3 separate regions of the Mus musculus genome follow, and all the other regions are linked to region 3. Evidence: chromatin loops called from intact Hi-C (ENCODE). Cell type or tissue: heart. All regions are shown on one strand. Each heading gives the region's core, and the rest is flanking DNA. Links, peaks and the distances in the headings are about the cores only.

Evidence for each region. Peaks named below come from ENCODE experiments on the same cell type or tissue, not always from the same donor. Only the 100,000 strongest peaks of a DNase experiment are listed, where the experiment ranks them.
Region 1: it touches region 3 in a loop (4-fold over the local background); 2 of 42 quality-filtered maps call a loop at or near these places.
Region 2: a loop joins it to region 3, with 3 times the contacts of the local background. A loop is called at or near these places in 3 of 42 quality-filtered maps.

The regions. Positions count from the first base shown.
Region 1 is chr14:27,945,252-27,951,290 of GRCm38, forward strand. The region is part of intron 7 of Erc2 (ELKS/RAB6-interacting/CAST family member 2); the gene reads left to right. Among named protein-coding and RNA genes, the nearest start is that of Gm34996, 72 kb to the left of the region's middle. In heart, for the core only: a CTCF peak has its summit at 3,329 (motif pointing right); a DNase peak (open chromatin) is centred at 1,150.
Region 2 is chr14:28,298,303-28,304,341 of GRCm38, forward strand. It overlaps Erc2 (ELKS/RAB6-interacting/CAST family member 2), which reads left to right. Exons shown (of 20, transcript NM_001347497.1): 18 at 4,574-4,708. Among named protein-coding and RNA genes, the nearest start is that of Gm52097, 81 kb to the right of the region's middle. In heart, for the core only: a CTCF peak has its summit at 3,134; no DNase peak of the experiment used is centred there.
Region 3 is chr14:28,502,085-28,507,945 of GRCm38, forward strand. It overlaps Wnt5a (wingless-type MMTV integration site family, member 5A), which reads left to right and starts at 3,389. Exons shown (of 5, transcript NM_009524.4): 1 at 3,389-4,030. The coding sequence starts at 4,025. In heart, for the core only: a CTCF peak has its summit at 3,044; DNase peaks (open chromatin) are centred at 2,287, 2,747, 3,347 and 4,627; H3K4me3 peaks cover 4,000 bases; H3K27ac peaks cover 4,106 bases; H3K27me3 peaks cover 140 bases.

The DNA of each region.
Region 1 (6,039 bases), core at 283-5,282, 560 kb before region 3:
TGTTTGTTTTTTAATGAAAAAAAAACAGTGAAAATGAAAAATATAATGAAAACATTTCATGTAATAGCTCAGCTTTCTACTTTCTTATGAGCAGTGTGACACTCTGTAGAAAGCCTGGCTTCCTCTTGGCTCCCTCAGGCTGGAACTGAGGGGCATTTGGCTGCCCCCTGGGGTAAGAGCCTGCTCTGTAGCCAGCTCAGGAAGCACACAGCCCAGGTTATTCTTTACTCGGAATCTCCACAGCCAGGCAGCTTCAACTGCAGTGTTTAGTCTGAGTCATGAGGTAAAGGGAGGGAAAGGCTAGCCAGCCTGTGGATGAATAAAACATGAGTGTAAGAACATCCAGGTGACAAGGATCCTGTGACAACTGGTATTCAAAGTGTCCCATTTTTATGGATCCAAAGTTTACCAAAGAAGCCAACTAAAATCTATTTGCTGTTCCCCGCACCACCACTGGTTGCACAGGGTTGAAGTACTGGGATGCTTCTTGGCCAAGACAAATGCAGGTCTGAGAGCAGACCTTTCAATGCTCTCTCTCTTCTGTGGCTCGGAGAAACCCAATTTCCTCTGGCTGGAACATTTTCATCTCTAATGAATGACTTCCTGCCCTTTATTCGGGGGCACAGCACTCTAATGGCTTTCTCAGGTCCTGATTTAGGAGGCAGAGGAGCTTAGGTGTTGGAAGAACTAATGTTTTCATGACCTATCCCGTTCCTGTGAGATCTCGGTTGAGTCCTCCGCTTTCCATCCCTAAAATAGGAGAGATGATGCTGTCTCTCACTATCAGGAATGATGCAACGATCTTAAGCCGTTCAATAAATAGTAGTGTTTTGTTATGGTTACACTATTGTTGTTTTAAGTGGAAGCTGGAATGAGGCCCCTCAGATACTCTCACGGGGCTTCTAAAGCGCGCACGTGAATGTGAGGATCCTTTGAGGGAAAGCACGTGAATGTGAGGATCCTTTGAGGGAAAGCAATCTTTCCCGTCCATAATGTGTTGTTGTCCCGCCTGCAGACGCTCTCATCTTCCTCGGTGACAAAAGTGGCTTTTGTGGTATCTATGTCTTTGAGGTGGGAAAGGAATGTGAAGGTCATGCTGAGGTCCTCATGGCCACAGTAGAGATTCAGAGAGCAAGCAGGTCCTGTCTGCCAACACTGACCTCATGGGGATGTGACTGAGTCTCAGTGGGGACATCATCCTGTTCCATGAAATAGAACTCTATTTTCATAATCTTTGCCGAGATTACAGAGAACAGAATTTCATCCATCTATGCCTGGAAAATAACTCTGCACTGAGAACTTTGCCAAGAGGAGAAAAACAGAGGAAGAATATTTTTCTCTTCTCTCTAATTTGATTATCCCAAATTTCTTTGTTAAAGACAATTGTCAAAGATATGAAAATGGTTTTTAAGTCCATTCTCTTGTGACACTGTCTTCTGAATAATTTGGATAGCATGTGTAATCCTGAAATAACCAAGAGTGTTTTTTTTTAAGCTTTTACTTTACTTTGATAAAGTTTAAATATATTGCAACTTAATGATGTTAATGAAATCATTAACATAGTGGGGGAAATAAATAGTGGGGGAAAAGGATCTATAGAGAGGATACACATGAGATCACCCTAGTTTTTGATCTTCTGAGGGGACACATTCAATAATTTCTTTCTTTTTTTTATTTATAGTTTTTTTTAATTATGTATTTTCCTCATTTACATTTCCAATGCTATCCCAAAAGTCCCCCATACCCTCCTCCCCCACTCCCCTACCCACCCATTCCCACTTTTTGGCCCTGGCGTTCCCCTATACTGGGGCATATAAAGTTTGCATGACCAATGGGCCTCTTTTTCCAGTGATGGCCGACTAGGCCATCTTCTGATACATATGCAGCTAGAGACACGAGCTCCGGGGGGTATTGGTTAGTTCATAATGTTGTTCCACCTATAGGGTTAGCTCCTTGGGTACTTTCTCTAGCTCCTCCATTGGGGGCCCTGTGATCCATCCAATAGCTGACTGTGAGCACATCCACTTATGTGTTTGCTAGGCCCCGGCATAGACTCACAAGAGACAGCTATATCGGGGTCCTTTCAGCAAAATCTTGCTAGTGTATGCAATGGTGTCAGCGTTTGGAGGCTGATTATGGGATGGATCCCTGGATATGGCAGTCTCTAGATGGTCCATCCTTTTGCCTCAGCTCCAAACTTTGTCTCTGTAACTCCTTCCATGGGTGTTTTGTTCCCAATTCTAAGAAGGGGCAAAGTGTCCACTGGTCTTCGTTCTTCTTGAGTTTCATGTGTTTCGCAAATCAGTAATTTCTTGCTCTCACAAATTCTTAAAGTTTCTGACAAACATGATAAAACTTAGCAGTTTCAAAAAGTGAATGTTGTAGGATATTTTACCATTTGTATAAACTTTTAGCATTGTTAGTAGTCAAAATGTAGACTCCTCTAATGTTTCCAGTATGGTCCCCATTCTGTCATTTGTAACAATGTGTAAAATATGCTGTGTAAACCTCTGCTGACCAGGACCATTGCTCCCTATGTTACTTTCTCAGGGACTCCCATTGTGCTGTGGGCTTGGGCCTCACTCCATGCGTGTTCTCTGCTCATCTGAAGACATTTGTTAAGGTTTATGCTCCTTGATAAAGGTGTGGTCTTCTGAACAGTGAATGAAAAACATTTAGACTGTGTGTTCAGCCCATAAAAACACGGAGGACCTACTGAAATATAGACTCAGTGTAGTAACCTTAGCACTAAAATGTAAGCTTTTTCTATAGTTTGTTGCCCAGAATATGATTTGGATGTTACAAAGAAGGAAGCATTCCCTTTAGATAAGAGCTGCCTGAGGCAAAAATGATATTTCATTTATCTCTATATCCCTATCAAAGTTAAATATGTGTTGATAAATTCTGGATAAAAGAGGACAATATTTCATTTTATCTTGGTTTGTGTGTGAGAGAGACAGAGAGAGAGAGGGAGATGGAGACAGAGACAGAGAACAATGTTTCGTGTCACTTTTTCACTTTATTTTGGAGTCAGGGTCTCTCATCTAATCTAGAGCTCATGTGCTTGGCTATACTGGCTGACCAGCAAGCTCCAGGGATCCGCCTCTTTCTACCTCCCCAGCACTGAGATTATAGGCAAGAGCGACAGTTACAGGCATGCTCATGATTGAACTCAGGTCCTCAAGCTTAAGCCATCTTCCTACCCGTATGTCTCTAGGGCTCCTGTTAACTGAGAAGATAACCATAACCTTTGTGACTTAAACTTAAGGAATGTGCTGACTGGAGTCTGGAAACACTGGTGCAGTAACGGCAATGGTTCTTTCCCTCTAGAGACCACAAGGGGGAGCCCCCCTTTCCTCGCGTAGCTTCTGGAGACTCCAGGTAGTCCTTGACTTGTACTGCATAACTGATCTCTTCTTTGCCTTTTCCTCTTCAGTGTCTGCTCCCTGTCCCCCACCCTCATATACAATGCTCGTGCCTGTGTGTGTACATGGCTGCCGCTGCATGCGAAGGCCAAAGGTATGAACAGGTAGCAGGCTGTGCCTGGGAGTGTGGAGATTCAGGCCTGAGAAATCTAGACCCAGGGTCCATTGTGTTTTGGGAACATCACTGCTTCATCCTCTGAACTTTCCTCAAAGCCTTCTCTCATCTCCACCTTGCCTTGTCTTCCATGCCTCCCTTACACGCTTCTCTCTTCCTGAAAGGGTCTCCGAAGCTGCTCCCAACTGACTGGAGCGAACTGGTGAGGGAAGATAATCAGAACAGACTTCCTAAGAGGCAAGAACACGCATTGCAAGATTTCCTTAAGAGCCCACAAAATTTAAGCTTAAGGGAACTGGCTCACCAATATATTTAATTTAGTAAAATGTCTTCATCACAGGAAGGGTTTTTAGGGCTAGAGTAATGTGAATGACTATATTGCAGGTTCTTTCTGTTTCCCACAGAAGTGACATACACAGTAAGAAGAATTTGTAGACAAAAGGCAAGTGGTCCCTCCCCCAAGGCTGTAACCTATTCCTATAGTTTATATCGGGACCACCATAGCTAAGGTGATTGCCTCTTAAGAGATGTCGATTCTGCATCCTAGATGGGAGTAAAGTTGTCTGGCAGCGTGTTTTCCCCCATGGTGTCTTTACTCGTCTCTGTATCTGACTTGCGGTAGAATGGCAGGCTCAGTGCGCTGCATTTGGTTTATCCATCATCAGAAGGTGTAGTTCCTAGACATGCTTTCCCCCTCTGTCTCAGACACCGCTTCCTTTAGATTACTGCTCTCATTTCTGGGCATTTCTTGTGTTTCAGCTAGATAGGATGCTGCCAGCACACTTCCCTCTCCATAAAATTGGTAATTATTAAAGGTAGAGCCATGGGTTTTAGTAGTTTTCTGTTTAAGATGCTCTGCTTAAGTGTCTCAATGGGATGCAGAGTGCTGCCAACATCTGCCCTTAGACTGCACTGAAAATGCTTGCTCCTTAGATGTTTAAGGCTAGGAGTGCTGAGAGGATCTAAAGCTCCTTAGAAGTAACCGTCCCTTAGTTTGTGGGTGGCTTAATGGTCTCTGCATCACAGAACATGCATTAATGCATTAATAGCACTGAGTCTTAAAATCACAGACTAACCCATTGGAACTGACTTAGTGAGCTCCACCCTCTTATCTTACACACGTGAAGACAGTGTGAACAGCGTGAATTCTCCACTACCAACTTTAACTCTTTGGGCTGCTCAGTTTTGTTGTCTCCAATAAAATTGAGGGCTATTTCTGTAGAAGGCACAGCTATCAAAGTAATAGAATATGGCATAATTAATATTCACATTGTAATGAGAGGAGAGAGGAGAGAGGAGACGGGTAGAGGGGAGAGGGGAGAGGGGAGAGAAGGGAGAGAGAGGAGAGAGGAGACGGGGAGAGGGGAGAGGGGAGAGAGGAGAGGTGATGTCAATATGGAAGTACCACTCAGGTTTTTAAACTGAGCACACAGACAGCACCAGTTGCCAAAATGAAAACTAACAATGACTATCAAAGTTCATAGCTCTAATGTACTAACCTAGCTTCGGGGCTTCTGTATCTCTGCTTCTATCGGACTGTTCTTGCTAACAAGGTAAGTCAATTCTGGATTTTGAGTTTGTGCTTAAAAGCCTACCCTGAGAAAGTCTTGGGGCTACATTGGGGTCCTGAACAGCCATTGCGGTCTCTGGCTGGCATATAAACACTTCCTATTGTCTTAAACCCATGTCCAGATAGTCTCCTCTGGTGGATAGCCCACAAAAGTATATGCCCCATGGAACAAGTGTGAAGATCCGAGAGCAACCTTGTAGGTTGGTTCTTTCTTTAGAACTTTATATTGGATCAGGGAATTTGCCAGTCTTGGCAGAACACACCTATACCTGTTGTGCCGTCTTACGCACTTGTCTTCTGTAATTTTCAGATGAGAAACCAAGGGTCATCCCTCTCTGGGTTCACCTTCATTGCTGCTAAAGCATTTGCATGACCACACTGCTAAGGCAGTGAATATTTTACTATGGAAACTATGTTTTCCTGTGTATTCTCATTCTCCCTCTCTCTCTCTCTCTCTCTCTCCTTTATCTCCTCCCCTCTCCTCCCCTCCCTTCCCCTCCCCTCTCCCCCTCTCCTCTCTTTCTGTCTCTCCCTCTCTCTGTCTGTCTCTTTCTCTTCCTCTCTGTCTCTCTGTCTGTCTCTCTCTGTCTGCCTCTCTCTCTCACAGATAACAATAAATAATAATAATAATAGCTATAATATTTTGAATGACCAGAGAGTTTAAGTCTCATGACTTTATATTTGTTACACATCATGGAAGTTTCTGGTTTTTATAGTGACTGCATTTCTCCCTTGTGTGACTTAGTGTTTTCTTTTCTTAGCTCTCCATTTGTTGGTAGGAGAGTGCTTTCAAGTTCCATCAGGGAAAGGATTATTTGCTGTGGCCAAGGTAGATTTTCATAGGGTTGCATATAACTGCCTATTTGAAAATCATGTTTGCCCTTCCCTAAGGCCCATGTGAAACTCCAGCTTGGCTTAATTGTAAGGAC
Region 2 (6,039 bases), core at 482-5,481, 200 kb before region 3:
ATTGTGATTAAGCTATGATATCTTCTACTAGTCAATCAAGGATTTTTATCTCATTTGAAAGCTCCCAGAATACAATGTTCAGAAATGTCAGAGAAGATACAGTATCTAGCACCTTTGTACATACAACACCCAATGATTTTAGTTAATGGATAAAGTTTGGATTTTTCAGGTTGACTTTTGGTACTGGTAAAAAGCCTTCCAAAGTCTCCTTGCTCTTTCAAAGCCTAGGGGACAGGAAGGAAATGCACATCATAAGATATAGGTACTCCTTATTCATAATGAGATAATTGGGCAGATAGGCTCTAGGCCCACTTTACCTGTTCATAAAGAACAAGTTTATGTGGCTAGTAGCTCAAGAGCTCTTCATTTACCCCTCTCCATCCACTCTCAAGGAAGACAGTAGCAACAACAACAACAAGCCCATCAGGGAAAGTTTAAAGCTAAATGCTCAGCAGGGTCATCACTGCCTCCCACCGCATACTTTCCCTCATGTGTCCCAAGGTAGCCTGTGTCCTCCTCATTCACACACACACATCCATTTACAGAGATGACACCCGTTTGCTAGACTCTTCATTAGGTGGTGAATACAAAGGTAATCCAGACATAGTACTTCCTCCAAGAGATCCTCACCACAGTGTGGAGGAAGCCAAGCCAACATGCAGTTATTTGCCATCCTTTGGGGTAAGCACTGTGATGGGCAGGGGGTTGGAAATGGGCCAGTGAAGGGTTCTAGGAGAGACAGTAGAGCACATGGTTCCTTGTGATATGTGCTTCTGAAAGGTATATCTAGAGGTGACTGCCTTGGAGCTAAGAGCTTAAGAACTCAAGGGTGTAGCTCGTGTAAAAGGATAAAGGATGAAGCGCAAGGCTGGAACAGAAAACTGTGCTTCCAAAAGCAGAAGAGAAGGCAAACAGAGTGGAGGTTAGCTAGGTTACCTAACAAGAAACTTGTAAGCAAGTTGAGAATCAAAGATCTTGTCCTGAGGGCTGTGGGAGCCTCTGAGCCTCTGGAGACATTAAATTCAGAGTACTAGGGACCTCGGGTCACATTGGCTAATGGGTACATACTTGTGATAGGCAAGCTCGCAAAAGGAAAGCCGTTATGAGGCATTGGCCCCAAAGAAACAGACAGTTTCTAGAAGAAAAAAGGAACAGAACATGCAGGCATGGCTTAGCAGTGGGAATGCAGTATATAGCAAATAGAGTCTGATACGGGGCCCAGAGATGGGTGCTTCAGGTTGACAGAGATGTCAGGGATGAAGTGAAAATGGGCCCCGGTGAATCACTAAACGAGTCCCATGTTTTAAGTGCTATGCTATGTATGCATCTCCAACTTCCCTGAGCTGTTCTGGATTTCCAGTTAGGTCCGCTCAGAAGACCTGCTCGTGGTGGACCTTCCATGTATCCTATGGTTGTGGGACACAAGCCATGCTAATGAAGCCACTGTTAAACCTGTATGGCCTTTGAGCAACTAGCATCCTTGTTGGGAGCCTTGGTAAAGCTTTCTGCAGTCTTTCCTTGTTGTCCGTTAAGGAGCAAGGAGCGTTGGTTAGTGTTTCTTATCCTCCCAGAATTTTCTTTGTGTGGTAGAAAAACAATGTAACTGGACTGGGATGAGAGTGAGCAATGAGGATTACAGAGTGGGCTATGAGAAGAGGCCCATTTCGATTTACATTAAAGGAGCCAGCTTGCTTCGTTGTGCTATGGGACATAACATGATCACCCAGGCTGCAAGAAATCGGCCACAGTTTAAGAGATATGTTACTCGCAAGATAAATAAAAACAGTCTGAAGTATCAGACCAAACTCAAGTATTCACCTCTGGTTCACACCCTCCTCTCCTCCCAGACTAATCAAAAGAAGCCCCTTCCGCTCACAATTGCTCTGTGTACATTTCCCCCAGATCTGGTATTCATATGAACAATGTGGTTTATTTATATTTCAGCACCAAATTGGAAAGATGACATCATTCATTTACAGTCCCCATCCCGTGACAAGTCTACTCTCCAACACCTCATTTCGGCAGACACATTTAGGGCTGCATAGAGCATCTTGTTTAGCTCGTGCATTCTTTTATGGGACACAGTTCAAAGGTAGGGGCCTGAGCATTGTGGCTGGTAAGACGATGACCTCATAAAGTCACAGGGGCTCCCCTGGAGGATAAGGGCATCGCAGTGTTTACAATAGCAGTGTTATTATTTGCTCATCTAGCCCCCATCACTCCTTCTTGGCCTTGCCCCTTCCTCTGCCACTGTCACGGGTCTCATAGCTCACTTCAGGCCCCCTGATTCTATTTGGAAGAAACCGTTCCAGATTTATTAATCCATGAGTTCAAAAGTACAGCCCCCTGTGGCAAGACTGGAATTTTAGGTGTGAACACTGAACTTCGACATCGCATGTCTGATGGCAGGAGGACTGAGAGGGATCTTACCCACAGGGCTCTACTGCCCTGCTCTTGCTCGAAGGCCTGACTTGTCCGTTGGGTCTTCTGATGCATTACGTGGACATGAAGAATGGAAAAGCTAGTGACTGCCAAAGTTTGCCTGAGCTTTTTTTTTTTTTTTTAATTTAGTTTTTAAGTGGGTCTTTTTAAAAATATTTTTATTATTTTATCATATACTTGCATTTTTATGTTCACTTTGGGACCTTTCAAATATTGTACACGTTTGAAAAGATGGAATGAATAAATCACAAGGCATCCTTTGGCAGGTAGAGCCAGAACATGAGGTGTTTCCAAAACTTAACAGACCCTGTGTACTTATGGGATAGCTATTTCTACCTGTTCAGCTGTTTGCTGTCTTTACTAGTAGTGGCCAAACAAGAAAGGGGGCTTAGAGATTGAAAATTAGAAGACCCAGAAATGTCCATGCCGTTTGTCAAGAAATGGCTCTTGGGGCTAAAATCCATGTCTTCCTTTACTGCTGCCAAATTGCAATAGTGATTTTCCTACTAGGAAATCTTGGAAACCACAGTTGTGTATGAGAAATACTGGGAGCATGCACTATTTTAGGTCCATAAAACTTTATTATTAAATAATTATTATTTTGCACAATAAAATTCTGACTGGCTGGAAGCTCCAAACACCTCCAACTTCAGGCTCTGAGGGTACTGATGGGTCATTGTCATCCTGAACCACCAGGGGGACCGCTATGGCAACCTACATTATGTCCTCAACTCTCGGTGACCTTTTCTCCTGAAGAAAGACACGCAGCCCCTGTCTAGCATAGCAGCACCCTTTACCCTTCCGGTCACTGCAGCAGTATCAGCTTGCTGTCTGCTTCTGTGGCCCGAGGAGGTGTAACTCCATGGTAGAAAATATGCTTAGTATTTACAGTGCTTTGGGTTCAATCCCCAGCATGTCTAAATGGAAAGATGGATAATTGATAGGTAGGTAGATAGATAGATAGATAGATAGATAGATAGATAGATAGATAGATAGATTAGAAGGACAGATGAATAGATGGATGAGAGAGAGAGAGAGAGACAGGCAGATAGATAAGAGTAGGCTTCTAGAGAAAGTGCTGTGAATCAGTGAGGCTCAGGAATTAGGATGAAAAAAGGGGGTCAAGGAGAGGAATTACAGGCAAAGGAGCCAGCATGCACAAAGGAGAATATTCTTACAGGGAAAAAAAAATGGCAACAATAATGGTAGTGAAGACATTTGATTGGCACTTGCTCCTCAGCCAACCCAGGAAGGATCACACCCATTTTAGAGGTAAGGATATTGAGGTTAGGACAGTTAATCACCTTAGGATACTACAACCTGCAAAGTTAGGTGGAGCAACTCTTGAAACTAGGTGGCCCTATCCTTAAACTCATAGTTTCTGACTCTCCGGGCTAGCTCATGTCTTCTCTTTTCAGCGGGCCTTGGGCATTGTTTATGTTGTTGTGGACTTGTTCTGCCAGCTCATCCTTGCTCTGTTTCTTGGCCTGTGGCTCTCAGTATTTAACTATGACTCTGAGACTCCCCTGTGATGTGCACTACATGGTTAGAGCATTCAGCTTGTTTTCCACCAACATTGCACCAATTCTCTCAAAGAACAATGGCAGCTGAAATAGCTGTAGCCACCCTTTCCTGAGAAGTCGCCATTGTAGCAGTGAGCAGTCTCCATCAGTGCCCCTGCATTTGGCAGTTTGGGTGTGCAATTCCCCGCCTTGTCCTGTGAGAGCAATGTTTGTCATTCTGTGTCTCCACACATCTCTCTCCCAGCATTGCTTCCAGGGCCTCCTGAGGGCCTTTGCTAGAGTATAGGTTGTGACCATGGGCACCTTGTGATTGTAAGTCCACTCTGGATCTCTTTGCCTATACTTTACCATGTGTTTGTCTCTGTCTTAAAAAGCACATTGCCATGTACAGGTGCTACGTAGCTAGTTCCAAGAGTGTGATTAAAATTTCCTTTACCAAAGCTAATGGCGTAGCTCCTTTATTATATATGTTTCAATGTGCCTGAAAATGAGAACTTCTGGATTGATATAAACGGAGCTCTCCTTTAGGTGCTGTCATTGTGCCCTGTTTTTATTGGGCTCATTGTCTCGCTCCTGATGGTTCCTTCTCTGGTTTTCCTTCTGCACAGACCCAGAACAGGATGAAGCTGATGGCAGACAATTACGATGAAGACCATCACCATTACCACCACCACCACCATCACCACCACCACCGGTCTCCTGGGAGGTCACAGCATTCCAACCACAGGCCCTCTCCAGACCAGGTCAGTTTCATTGCAGCTTACCTCTAGGACCCCTCTTATGCTGTGGATATTTTAAGATAAAATAAATAATCCTCAAGAGATAATAAACAGCATAGAGTGATACGTTCTTTGAACTGAAACTAATAGCTTTGGTATTTATTTCCATCACTCAAAGAATCTAAATGTTTTCCTTTCTCCTTCCTCTTTAAGGTTTTGTCTTTTCTTGTTTATATTATGCATTTTCTTTCCTCCCCTCCTTTCTTCTTTCCTAGTTATGCAGCTTAGTGCTTGGTCATATCTAATGGCTAGTTACTTTGGAATGTGTCTTTCCAAGTTTTAAAAGAAAGCACTCTATTCCCAAGAGCTTGGCAACCAGAGAAACCTTGAGTTTGCTGAACTCTCTCCTGCAGATGCTCTCAGTGATGCGAGTTAGTGGTGAGGTAAAACGCCAAACGGAAAATCTATTTTGCTGCTCTTTTTGTCAGAGACATCAAGGAGTCCAGCTTATTTGGTTTGGAGCCTACCTTTTTCCTTGACTAAGTAGAGCAAATGAAAGGACAAAGTGACAAAACCAAAAAAAGAAAGAGAAAAACGCCTGCTGCAGTTTTCAACTTGGTCCACACTTATCCACTATGCAGCAACTATACTGTCTAGTAATAAAACTCCTGAAGGTGATTCATATGCAAATTACAAACTTAGGTGCAAATTAATCAGAACAATATAATCAATATTAGTAGGTTTTTTTTCTTCTTTTACTGTACCTTTGTAATCTAGTATCATCGTATGGTTTGTACAATAAATTCCACGAGATGGGTGGGATTTGGAAAAGGCACAGAACTGTCTGTGGAAGCCAGAGTATCTCAAACCATATTAACTGCATGTAGAGAACACATCAGTGATTGCTGGGGGGGGGGGTTGCTTGTTTTCAGAGGCCTCTCTTCTCTCCCTTCACATCATGGGCATCCCAAAGAAGCTAGGTCCTAGTCCTTAGAATGTTTGGCCAGGAATAAAACTCCAGGGGGAGCCAGTTATATAAAGCAAAAACCATGGAAATTGTGACCTTTGTACCCTGAAGAACTTATCCTCAGAGACTCCAGCACTGCAGAAGGTTTCCAAAGACTCCTGCAGAAAGGCCCCAGTGTGTGGACTGCAGCCCTCTGAAACAGCTTTAGAGTTCGGTAACCTGGAAAGTAGAAAGATTAATTATTTGTCATTGCCTTACACGTCCTTGATTTTGTTTGGTTTTATGTATCGTTTTTTTTTTTTTTTTCCCCTACCACCACATGCCCACACCTGCTCGTCCCAGCATATCTGAGATCATTGCCCTTTGGCACACTGCTCTCTGTTCCTTG
Region 3 (5,861 bases), core at 862-5,861:
GTGACATCACTCTGTGCAACCAGTATTAAAACCACCAGCTCCGAAGCTGTCATCCCTTTATCTGAAGTCACTGGGACCAGATACGCTTGCTGGAAATCTTGCCATACATTTTTCTTGAATGATAAAATATAGTATATGATTCAGACAGCAATCCTGATGTCTGGAGAAATAGCTAATAATCAAATATGTTGGAAGGAGGACCATTCTCTGGCAGTGAAATAAAGAACAGCTACAACTGGTCTAGTCAACATTTGCATGCCACCAAGGGGTTTTGCAAAACACCCCCAATTTCCCAGAGCTGAATTTTTTTTTCTAGAAAAGTCAGTGTCTAGCAACATTGAGTACTTCGCCCAGACCCGGTGTTTCTGTGGTCAGCTTGGTGCAGCCTGTTGTAAAAGCCATTCTCTTCCACTCTAAGTGCCCTCCAGATACCCTGTCAACTTTCTGTTTGGTTGTGTGTGTGTGTTTCAGAAAATACGGAGTGCAGAGGGGTCTTGTGAACATCTACAAAGTAGCAGGGGAGGAACTGGGACTCCAGGCTCCATCTTCCACTAGAGGATCAAGGAATGAATCCTTGAGGCTGGGTCTAACCCAAAAAGGCAACTGTAGAGAAGCAAGCAATTCTTCAGGTAACTCAGGCAACAGCTGAGTAAAATAAAGGAAATGCTCAGTGCTTTTGCTTTGACTGTTAAGTGGAAGGGATTTTGTCCTCTGTCCTGTTCATTTATGTGGCCTGCCTCTGGAATCCAGGGCACTTGGGAGCCAGGTGGCTTCTCTGTCCTTTGTGGGGCTCTATTCACAGCTACTCCCAGCTTGTTTTCAACAGCCACTGGTGAGTTGTATCCTGGAGATGTGCTAGCCCAGGGCAGAGCTGGGATGCCTGCCTGGGGACACCTGGGCTGGGGGTGGAGGGCAATGGGAATTTCTTTGCAGCTGCAGCTACAGAGCTGAATAGCTGGAAAGGAAGCAAAGAGAGGAGAGAGAGCCTGGAAGCTATTCTCCTGATTTAAAAACAAAACAAAACAAAACAAACAAAAACAACAACAACAAAAACAAAAAACAAAACAAAACAAAAAACCCACCTCACTTTTCCCCCTCAAGTGCGCAGATCTAAAGCTACATGAAAAATTGTGAAATGCCTGAGATTGATAAGGGATGTAAGCCTAGAGAGGACTGGAGGGAAAGTGGCCCAAGGTTTTGAGTACCTCTGGCTTTCCTAGAGACTACAAGCATCCTTAGCAAAGGAAGTCCAGTGGGGATGGCCTGAATCCATCCATCTGTCCCAGTTTACACTTCCAGCAAAAACACCAGGGGTGCAGTGATGGGAGGCTGTCAGTCAGTGGGGACACATGTGGCTGGGTCAGTGGAGGAACAGTCACATCCATGGAGCTGAACTTGTGGCTTATGCATGCTCTAGGGCGCGCTGCTGGGCATGGGGTAAGGCACAGGGTAGCAAACACAAACTGTCAAAGGCAAGCCAGTGGATGAAGACAACTGACTCTGGTGAGTGAGTGGAGTGTGTGTGTGTGTGTGTGTTTAATATGTGTGTGGTATGTGTGTGTGTGGTATGGTACATGTGTGGTGTTGTGTGTGTGTAGTGTGTATGTGGTATGTGTACATGTATGTGTGTAGGGTGTATGTGGTATGTAGGGGGTGGGGAGTGGCAGTGTGTGTTTGTAGTGTGTGTAGTGGTGTGTGTGTGTGTGTCTGTGTGTGTCTGTGTGTGTGTTTACCTTCTACCCTTGAACGTTGGAAGATGGGAAAGATGGAGAAAAGAATTGCACTAACCCATGAGACATTGTTTGAGCATGCCACCTGTGGCATACCGGAGGATAGGGTGGTGCTTATCCATCCACTCTATCCAATCGAAGTCCTAACAATTTCAGCTATCTAGAGGTGTCTAGAAGTTCTGGAGTCTGGATCCCCGGTTCACCTAAACTTCACAGTCTTCTCACCCTGAGAGCCACCACCTAGATCCATATCGGCAGCATGACCTCTACTCTTGCCTGGCCACGTTGGGGTGAGGAACAGTCCTGTCTAGCAAACCTCTGACACCAGGGACTTTGCAAGATGCACGAGCCCACTCTACCCTCCAAGCCCGGGCTTTAAGCCCAGGGCGCAAGGAGACATCCCAACCCAACCAGGATCCATGTCAGTGAGGTCCTTTCTGTAGAGGTGCCAGTAAATGCAGTTGGGGACAGTTGAGCCAAGGGGTCCGGATCGGAAAGTTGAGGTTCAGACCCCCAAACGGGTCGACGGCTTTGGAAGAAGCTGAGCCGATCAGGAGGCAGGCAGGCAACAGCAGTGAAATGAACCTCGTTATACAGATGCCTGGGGGATGGGGAGCCTTGAGGAGGGGGCCCAAGGGGGAGCGTACCCCGCCTCCAGGCACCCTGTCCCGTAGTACAGCTTTAAAATCCTGAGAAGTTTGTCATAGGACAGCCTCATCACGCATGCGCATAGGCAAAGTTGACTTTTTTTTTCTCTCCCCCCCCCACCCCCCTTTGCCTCTCCAGCCGTGTTTGGTTCTGCAACTTTAAAAATATTTTTTTTTCGCTGAGAACACCAAGGGAAAGAGGAGTCTGGAGAGAGGGAGGGCGAAAGTGAGGGAGCTGGTCAGGAGGGCCGGGGGTGGGGGGCACGCGGTCCCCTCGCTGGGCCAGTCAGTCTGTGGGGCACCGCATCGCTTGGAAAGTTGCTGCAGGCTCCGAGGCACCGCCTCCGCCGTCCGGAGTCCGGATTGTGCGGCCGCTGCATTGCCATCTCCTTCCGCGGCCTCCGCCGGGCCCCACGACCGCCCCTCGGACCCCGGCCGCGACCGAGGAGGTGGGCAGCCTCGGCCGCCATGGACCTCTGGAGTTGAGTCGCCACCGCGGAGCTCTGCGCCCTCCGTCCTCTCGCTCTGTTCTCTCTGGAAAGGCGGGGGGGTGGAAAGAAGAAGGTTAACCCGAAGAAAGGAAGAAAGAAAGAAGGGGACCAGAAGGGGGAAGCCAACGTTCCCCCACAGGCTAGCTGTCCATCAACCGCTCAAGCCACCAAGCGGCAGAAAGTTCAGGGCTGCCTTGAACCCATTTTCTTTGCGCCTGGTTTTTGCCAGACTCTAAAATGAAAGGACAAAATTTGGCGCTGACTCTTGCAGCTCTGATGGCGACTTGTGCGATTTCAGCGGCATCTCCCGGAGAAAAAACCATGCGTGCCTGATTGTTCTGTGGTCCCATAGCCGCCGCCGCTGCTGCTGCTCTGTGTGTGTGTGTGTGTGTCTGTGTGTGTGTGTGAGCGCGTGTCTCTGTGTCTGCGTGTGTGTGCGTTTGTGTGTGTGTATGTGTGTGTGTTTGGGTGTGTGTCTGTGTGTACACAGAGGTTCACTAGCTAACTCAGCTGCAGGAGCAGTCCCTGGAAGCAGACGTTTCGGCCACAGACCCAGAGAGGAGGAGCTGACAATCAGGAGGCGTGAGCCGCCTGGAGTCTGCAGAATTCGTGGTGTGAATGAACTGGGGGCATCTTGGGCACAGGGATTGCCCCCCCTCCTTCCCCGCCTCGGGCCACAGTTGAGTAGTGGGGCATTTTTTTTCACCTTCTTGTGAAGAATTTTTTTTATTATTTGTTGTAAAGTCTTTTGCACAATCACGCCCACATTTGGGGTTGGAAAGCCCTAATTACCGCCGTCGCTGATGGACGTTAGAGAGGGAGCGCCTCGCCGCGGAACAGTCGCCTGCGCGCCCTCGTCGGACCCGCGGCTCCTGCACTGTGTCCCCGCTCGGCCCTGCGCTTGCTGCTCGCCCGCGCGCGCCGGCGCCCTCTCGGTTCCTGGGCACATTTCCACGCTATACCAACTCCTCTGCCCGAGTCCGGGCGCCAGTGCTCGCTTCCGCTCCGGGTCGCTGCGCCCACCCGACGCGCCCAGGAGGACTCCGCAGCCCTGCTTTGGATTGTCCCCCAAGGCTTAACCCCGACGCTTCGCTTGAATTCCTCGGCCGCCTTCGCTCGGGTGGCGACTTCCTCTCCGTGCCCCCTCCCCCTCGCCATGAAGGTAAGTGTTCTGTGCGCACGGACGCTCCCTACTTTTTCCCCCCCTTTTCAAAGTTAACTGAACTCTTTCAATCTATCCCTATCCTCTCCATTTCTCTAACTGCCTGGAGAAAGCTAAACTCCAATATCGCCGGCAGGGACTCCTATCTTTTCGTCCCTTACCCTGGGGACACTGCCTCTGCGTCCTTGGAGACTTTTTGCACCGGCTATTCTTCAAACCTTTTCAACTATGGAGAAGAGCGAGGGCAGGAAAGACAGTTCGGGTCACAGGCGGCGCGCCTTTTTACCTCGAGAACTGGAGTGTAGTTTTACTACGTGTATTTCAGTGACTGGATAATGATTCGATTCATCAAGTATATATCAAACGCTCATTTCACCGGCACGCGGAGATTGTGTGGCTGAAGCTCTGAGGCCGGATGAGGACTGTGTTAGGAGAAACGGCTGCGAGACTAAGGAAACTAGGGGCCACCTACCCTAGAGCAACGCACACCCCACCCCCAACCTCCGATCAGGGCCCAGTTCCCGGCTCTCCAGGTCGAGTAACCCGAGCGTTCCCGGCCCCTGTGCCTTTAAGAGTGCCTGGCGGGGGGCCAGAGCGCACCCCGCGCGGGGAGCAGGGTCGCGTTATTAGCTTTATTAGCGGCCTCTGGGTGAGCTCAGGTCCTTTACTGCAGCATTGGGGGCGGGGAGTAGTGGTCCTAGTGGCTTTAATCCTGCCCCCTGAGCGGAGTCAACCTAGTGCTTTGGAGACTCTAGGGCCTCTGCGTTTCGAGATCGGGCGGGGGTTAGTTTGTGAACTCGTGTTTGTTTTAATTGTCAGTTGTATGTTAAAGCCGAGTCACACACTCTGAGGGTCACCGAGAGTTCACTTTTACAAAAAAGTTAACGTTTCGTCTTGAAATATAACTAGCAATTTTCCAAACAACTTTTCCTTCGGTTATCCTCCACGCCTCGATAACAATTTCCATTTATACTTCATACCTCTCATTTCCAGCTTTCTAGTAGGGAGTAAGGTGAAGATCGGTACGAAGCTGTTTCCTAAAAGCAAACAACGTTCTTTCTTCAAAGAAAGGGTTTTAAACCCCGGTGCTTCTAAGGCCCTGTTTTACCCTCTATGCCCTGTCCGAGCCACAGCTCCGTGGTCTCACTTTAAATGAACAATTCGCTCCTGGGAAATAACTTGGGTCGGGTGATGAGGTCGTACCTCCTCAGCATCTGCTGTCTTGACGATATTAGCACACCTAGCCAGATTTAATTTCAAGACATTTTCCATCAGGCGAGGCTTTGCGGGGGGGGGGGGGATTTGGAGGAGACAATGTTGTAAGTACCCAGCAATTGAGGAATGGCGGAAAGTAGGGTATGAGAGGACGCGTTGGGACCCTTGCTTTGCTTTGGGGACTTGGGGAGCTGGAGATCAGTTTTTGACAAGCTGGCTTTAGTCTTGGCGGTTCGGCCCTAGATCCTCCAAAGGAGGTCCAGCCCAAGACCCTGGTCTTCCCTTCCAAAGCGCTCCTGTGCACAAGGGGCGCGCTACGTGCCGGCAAAACTCTTGAGCTTTAACGCGGCCTTTCTAACCGGCCGCGCGGTGCCGGCTGCCCCCTGTTGGCCATCTGGAAATAAGGCCTCTCTGAGTCCCAGTCCTTCAACTTTGCACCCCTGGAGACAACTCAGCCCCACTCTTCCCACCAAGACCCTTCTAAGGTCTCCGCCAGGGGACAATCTGTGTTACCCCGAGCTTCAAATAGAAAAGAGCCATAGGTGTAACCCAGCAATGAGGCCTTGGGCAATTTGGACTAAGGATTTCGACCCTTCTGGTCACTGGTGAGGGAGTG